Linked DNA regions of Homo sapiens: region 1 is linked to region 2. A link is a contact called in ENCODE Hi-C or POLR2A ChIA-PET data. All regions are on one chromosome and are shown on one strand. The core of a region is the stretch at or near the end of the contact, and the rest is flanking DNA. Distances in the headings are between cores, read along the strand shown. Region 1 overlaps PRDM11 (PR/SET domain 11). Region 2 overlaps PRDM11 (PR/SET domain 11).

Region 1 (3,068 bases), core at 426-2,925, 48 kb before region 2:
GGCTGAAGAAACTGGCAGGACAGTGCAGAGCAGGAGAGCCACCTCTGCAACCAGCCCTGCTGTCCCCCTGTCCCCCAAGGCAGGCTTCCAGTTCAGTCACATCGTGCTCCCATCCACAGGGGCCATCGGACAGACTGCTCCTTGCAGCCGGACACAGGGAGGGGGCCCAGCCTCTGCACATGTGGGTCCTGCTTTCTGGTGACCAAGGGTATGGGCTGATCCCTGTGGCAGGATTAAATGATGTATGGGCTGACCCTACTGACAGGCAAGCCCTCCCTGCCTGGATCTGCGGACTCAACTCAGAACCACCCCCCAGGAAGGTGATGGGGAGGACAGACAGGTTTATCTTACAGTTACCTCATGCCTCCCAGGGGTCCTGGGGGCTCACTTGGGCCAGCTTGGTAAGAGTCCTGTGTCTCTTGGCAGTGTTTGGTGGGACAGCAGCCATCCCCTGAGATCCCAGAGACCTGTCTAGCATGGCCAGTGTTGGAAGGAGTGAGACCCGGCGAGGTGATGCTGCTCCTTCCCTCCCAGGTCCCCGTTCTGCCAAGCCCCTGGCCGAGTGCTGCCGCAGCTGGCCACTGCCAGGAAAAGGAGGGCTGTGAGCCTGCCATGGGGGTGAGCGGGCTCTGCCTGATGGCACACTCGGGCTCCCTGCCAGCCCAGGTTACCTTTGGTGGCCTCATTACATTCAGTCTCAGGGAGATGGAGGGGTGAGCGGAGCAGGATGCAGGGAACAGGCTTTACTGGATGCTGACCCCCCCATTTTTTCTTATCACGGGGTGGAATCCTCTTAAGACTTAGGAAAACACTGATTCACAGGAAGCCAGCAGACCCGGGTTCAAGTCCTGCTTCTGAATTGAGCTCAGGGCCACCTTGGTTTTCAGAGCTTACTTTCTGCATTGCAAGGAAGTTGAACTAAATGGTCTCCATGTTCTTTTCCAGTCCTAAACATCTGACTCTGTGAACTGCCACCTGTCAGGAGCCCCAGCCAAACAGGAAGCAAGTGGATCACAATGGCAGGGGGCCCGGGAAGGGAAGGTGCAAGTGAGTCTTTGCAAAGCACCTTCCCATGGGCTGAGCCACGGCTGCTTCCCTGGGGCCCCTCCTGCCTGGCTCCCACCACTCACGAGCCGGTCAGGCAGACGGCCTCTAGTGGGGACTGCAGCTGGCGGGGCACGGGGGAGATGTGCAGAAGTGGAAAGGAAGGGTTGCAGTCCCTGCGGAGGCCTTTAGTGCTCCCCCTTCTGCTGAGCCCCAACTAGAACTCCAGCCCCAAGGGACACCCGCCTCGGCCGCTGGGGCCCTGGCTTCAAAGTGCATGTGAGACACAGGAAGTAGAGAGGAAAGGCAGGGACAAGTACAGAGGGAGAAGAGGGGTGGGGAGCGGGTGGCGGAGCAGCCAGGAGGATGGAGAGGGAGCTGAGAGGCAGCACACAGAAAAGTGGGGGCAGGCAGCGTGGCTCAGGCAGGGGAGTAATAATAGAGGAACAAAGCAGTCAGGACCAGACACAGAAAGGAACTGATCTTTCCATGGCCCGGCCCGGGCCTTCACAGCTTGGCCGCCTCGTCTCCAGCCCCCTCCCCCGCGCTGCTACACTTGGGCTTTCCTGGCTTCTCACTGTTCCTGGAACGTGCCAAGCGCCTTCCTGATGCGGGGCCTCGTACATGCTGTTCTCTGCCTGCGCGCCTCCCCTCCCCTTCTCCGCGCCCCACGCTGCTGCCTGGCCTGGTTAACTCTTACTCTTCACATCCTAGTCCGCTGGACTTCTTCAGGGAGCCCTCCCCAGTCCCCAGTGGAGCCAGTTTTACCCACTCCTTAACTCTCAGACAGAGCTGCTACATAACCTGCAGGGTCAAATGCAAAATGAAAACGTGGGGCCCCTGGCTCAAAAACTATGAAGAATGTCCAGATGGCGACAGCAGAGCCTGAAACCCCGCGGCCCCTGTGACTGTTCAGGTTGCATGCTCATGAAGTCAGCCCTGCTCTCGGGACCTCCTGGACTCCTGTGTCCTCCATCCCTTCGTTTCCAGTTTACTCGTGCAATTATTTAACGTTGGTTTATTCCTAGGAGTCCAGGGTCTCCCCAAGAGCAGGGCCTGCGTGGGGTTTACACACAGCTGTCTTCCCAGCTCCTAGCACGGCTCTGGCACGGAGATGCTCAGTAAATATTCGAGAATGAATGCAAAAAGGGATGGAGAGGAGAAGAGTGGGAGAAGGAGGGGAGGATGGAAAGAGTGGGCTGGACAGAGAGGGACAGGAGAGAACCAGAGGGAAAGTCGGTGGGAGACTGTGGACTGTAAGCTGGGGGGCAGGCAGCCGGCTGGGTGGCGGGGGGGACTGGTGATACTCACAGCTGGTCGAAGGGCTGTCGGTGCCATCCAGTTCCGCCCTGGGGAAGCCGCGCCCTGCACGGGCCGTGAGCAGCGCCGACTTGATGGCCCTCTCGTGGGCCGTGAGCACGATGGTGGGGGCCCGGCCCCCGGCCCCAGGGCCCGACAGGGACTGCTGCATGAAGGCCAGCTTGTCCTTGGTCCTCCGTTTCATGTCATCCCATCTGTGCTTAATGTCCTTGACGGAGCGGGGCACCTGGCTGACGGAGGTGATTTTCCGGGCTATGCCTTCCCAAATCTTGTCCCTGTCAGCATGGGACAGCCGCATGGTCTCCCTCCCAAAGAGCACTGCTTCATGGTGGGTCACCTCTGTGACAAGAATGTCCAGCTCCTCCTTGGAGAACTTGGGCTTCCTCTTACGCTCAGCCAGGTGTGCCACATTCCTTGGGTTGAATATCCCACAAAGCACAATTGGGTAAATGACCGTCAATGCAGGTGGTTCTCCTTCCTAATTGCTGGCCCCCAGCTGGGGAGCCAGGAGGCACCTGGGGCAACCTGGCCCCCACCACACCCTCCTCCTACTGAGAGGTCCCTTCCACTACTCCTCGGAGGGGAGGGTGGAAAGAAGAGACGGCGTTACATGGGAGGGAGCACTGAACTCAGAGTCGAAGGCCTTGGTTTCAGGGCCTGCTTTAGCTCTTACTAGCGGTGAGAGCTAGGGCAGTTCATGTTCA
Region 2 (3,172 bases), core at 397-2,896:
GTTACTTCCTGGGACCACCGGGTACCCCCCCCCATCCTCAAGCACCTGCTCCCACCTTTGGGACACACAGGGGCCACCTGAGCAGCAGAGGAGGGCTCCTCAGAAGGCAGTAGGTGAGGCACACTGGAATCCCGCTCCATGCCTGTGGGACCTTGTCCAAGACCTTGGTTAAAGATGGGCTCGTTATTGAAAAGAAATGAAATCGAAATGAAAAATGTGTGCATTTAAATCACCCAGTAGGCTGGGAGTGATCCATAGGAACTTGAAGGGTCAGCACGCATGCTGGCCCAGTGCCTGTCTTCAGACCCTCTGGCTCCCCTGGTTTTGCCCGGAGGAAGACCAAGACCAGCCACAGGTGACACACACAGCTACCCATGGAGAGGGAATTTGCCTCTGTTCCCCGGGGGCACACAGCTGAGCTCCAGTGTGGACAGCTGGGAGCAGTACCACCCACTCCTTGGGACACAGTTGAGAGCATCCCAGTTCAGGCACCGTCTCCCCAGAGTAACTGCAACTGCCAGGGCCCAAGCCCTGAGCTCAGCACTTCCAAATATCACCACACTGGACCCTCCCCATCAGTGCTGAAGGAAAGGTGAGAAAACCGACATGCAGAGAGCCTGGAGTTGCTTGCCCAAAGCTTTCCATTCATTCAGAGATTATTTATTCGACACATTTACCAAGCACCTGCCATGTGTCAGGCATGGTGCCAGGAGTGAGAAAGGCGCACTGCCACCTTAATGATCCCCCGACCATCAGAGGCTTTATAGCATCGTGGCTCCCATACATCCTCTGAAGCTATACTGCCATGATTCAAATCTCAGCTTCCTCCAATATGATCTTGGGAAGCCACTTAACTTCCCTGTGCCTCAGTTTCCTCGGCTGTATCTACCTCATGATGCTACCCTGAAGATTAAGTGAAATGTCACAGATAGTGCCTGCCACATAAGTGCTCAGTAAATATGAGTGGTTATTGCTGAGCCAGAACCCAAAGCCTGTGTCCCTCTGACACTATGTTCTTAAAACTAGACCAGGTCAGTTTCTTTGGTGTGACCCAGCAGCAGGCTCTGTGAGGGCCTACATCTAGAATTAGAAGGTGGGTTTGAGGTTTCCTTCTGCATCCACTAGCTCAGAGAGGCCCTTTGGGCCTCTCTGAGCCTTACTTTCTCCAGCCTAAAAATGGGTCCAATGATGGCTGCTCACCTGCCTCCCTGGGAGAAGCACTGGAGCCCCCAGGGCTGCTGCAACCCCTGCCCACACCACAGGACAGGTGTAGAGAGCGATACCTCACCCCAGACGGGTAGACAGGCCTCAGCTGAAGCAGCCACCCTCTGCTGCCTGCCCCCTCTAGGTACCCAGAGGGTCCAGGGCTGGTGCTGGGGAAGGGCAGGGCCCAGGGCAACCCATGGTGCTTCTCGCCTCTTAGGAAATAATCCCAAACCTCTGTGCTCAATGAACACACACGCCACTGCCCAGAGGGCAGGAGGCCAAGCTGTGTGGCCAGGAACCTTTTGCCAAGACTGTCACATTAGGTCGCCTCATGAAAAAGAACCGGACAGGGAACCAGATGGCCTGGCTACCATTCCCAGCCCTGCCGGTGGTGACCTATGTGGCTTTGGGAGAGTCGCATGACCTCCTGGAGCCTCAGTGTCTGCATCTGTGAAATGACCTTGGCCAGGCTGCCTGTTTTTCCAGCGTGGCTGCAAGGAGCTGCTTAGGCAGCAGCATCAGTGTGGTTTGGAGCCTGAAAGGGGGGTGTGAGGAAAACAGCAAACAGACCATGCTTTCCAGCACTAAATAAATCATCAGCTGCACCAATTTGCCCCCGGGGCTGCGAGGCCAACCCTGACCTGGATCAGCCAGTGTGGCCCAGAGCCGTCCCGGGACTCTCAGGGGAAAGGCTGGCCCCAGACTGCTTTCTTCTCCTGCCCACCCTGCAGGCCAAGGGAGATCAAATCCGCAGCCACAACGAACCTCATTGACAGCCGGGAAACCTGCCTGAAGGATGGGGTTACGGTATGAGGCTCCTGGCCACCTGTGCCAAGCAAGGGGTCAGGGTGACCTTCTTCCCTCCCCGTAGGCTCTGGTCCAGACCCTTCGGGGCCAAGCCAGGATGAAATCCGATTGCCCGCTGCATTCCCAGGCAGCAGCCTCCACCAGGATGTTAGCGGACAGCGGGACAAAGCCGTCACCAAGTCCGGAGCCACGCAGACTGCCCTCTGGGAGCACAGGCCCCCAGCCCATGGAGGTGGGATCCAGGGCTCATTCAGAGAAGACACCCTGGGAAAGTAACATTACTGGGCATTTACTGTGTGTCTGCATGGCACATGGTAAACACTTCACATGTGTTAGCTCACTCGGTCCTCAGCAGTGCCAGGATGTAGGTGCTGCTGTTATCTCTATTGGACAGAGGATAGAACTAAGGCACAGAGAGGTTATGTGGCATTCCCAGAGTACCCAGTTGGTAAGGGGCTGAGCCAGGATTTGAACTGCGGCATTATGACTCCAGAGCTCACTTCCTACAACAGCTGCCCAAGAGAGACGTCACACAAAGCCATGCCTTTGAATGAGGGCAGAAAACCCTGTATGTGAAGGAAAGAAGGCTCCAGGGGCCACAGCCACTGTTTTCAACTCTCTGAGGGCTAGCAGGGGCCAGGAGAGCTGACTTTCTCTCTGGCTCTAAAATGGAGAACCAGCAATAGTGAAGGACTCACAGGGAAACATTTGGTTCTATGCAGTCTCAACAGACAGATTTTAAACATTGTACAATAAACTTTAAAAAGTGCAAAAGGTTCCCCAGACCCAGCAGTAGCTGCTCTAGATATGTGCAAGGAGGCACTAGAATAAAATCAGAATTTACCCAAATGTCAGTGGTGGGGGGATGGTTAAATGACGATCCTTTCTAAAACCTACTGTGTGGCTAGATTTCCCAGATACAATGTTAAGTGAGAAAAGCAATTTGCAGAATAATCTGTACTACATGAAACCATTTGTTTAAACACATACACACACACCCACACACTCTGCAGTGGTACGTATTCCTATAAATTATGTGTGTTGACATATAGAAAAAGATCTAGAAGGATATATACTAGAGTCATGACCATGACAGTCAACGCTCCAGAGAAATCTGGAATGTTGTGATCATCAAGAAAGACTTTAGTTTATTTGTTAA

The links. A loop is a pair of places that touch in the nucleus more often than their neighbours do. ChIA-PET counts read pairs that join two places held with the same protein, here RNA polymerase II (POLR2A).
Region 1: a loop to region 2 is called in a map of uterus, with 1.9 times the contacts of the local background. The contact joins two enhancer-like sites. A Hi-C loop is called at or near these places in 2 of 168 maps with a recorded cell type or tissue (prostate gland and uterus). POLR2A ChIA-PET finds 5 or more read pairs at or near these places in 1 of 52 experiments (activated CD4-positive, alpha-beta T cell).

Annotation. Positions count from the first base shown.
Region 1 is chr11:45,208,583-45,211,650 of GRCh38, reverse strand. All of the region lies in intron 5 of PRDM11 (PR/SET domain 11), which reads right to left. Among named protein-coding and RNA genes, the nearest start is that of PRDM11, 63 kb to the right of the region's middle. RefSeq lists enhancers at 9-755, 756-1,503, 1,504-2,251. Within about 2 kb of position 1,675, at least 24 of the 41 ENCODE cell types and tissues checked have a DNase peak (open chromatin) inside an H3K27ac peak, as active enhancers do; they include uterus, where a contact is called at or near this core.
Region 2 is chr11:45,160,350-45,163,521 of GRCh38, reverse strand. The region is part of intron 1 of PRDM11 (PR/SET domain 11); the gene reads right to left. Among named protein-coding and RNA genes, the nearest start is that of PRDM11, 15 kb to the right of the region's middle. Within about 2 kb of position 1,646, at least 15 of the 41 ENCODE cell types and tissues checked have a DNase peak (open chromatin) inside an H3K27ac peak, as active enhancers do; they include uterus, where a contact is called at or near this core.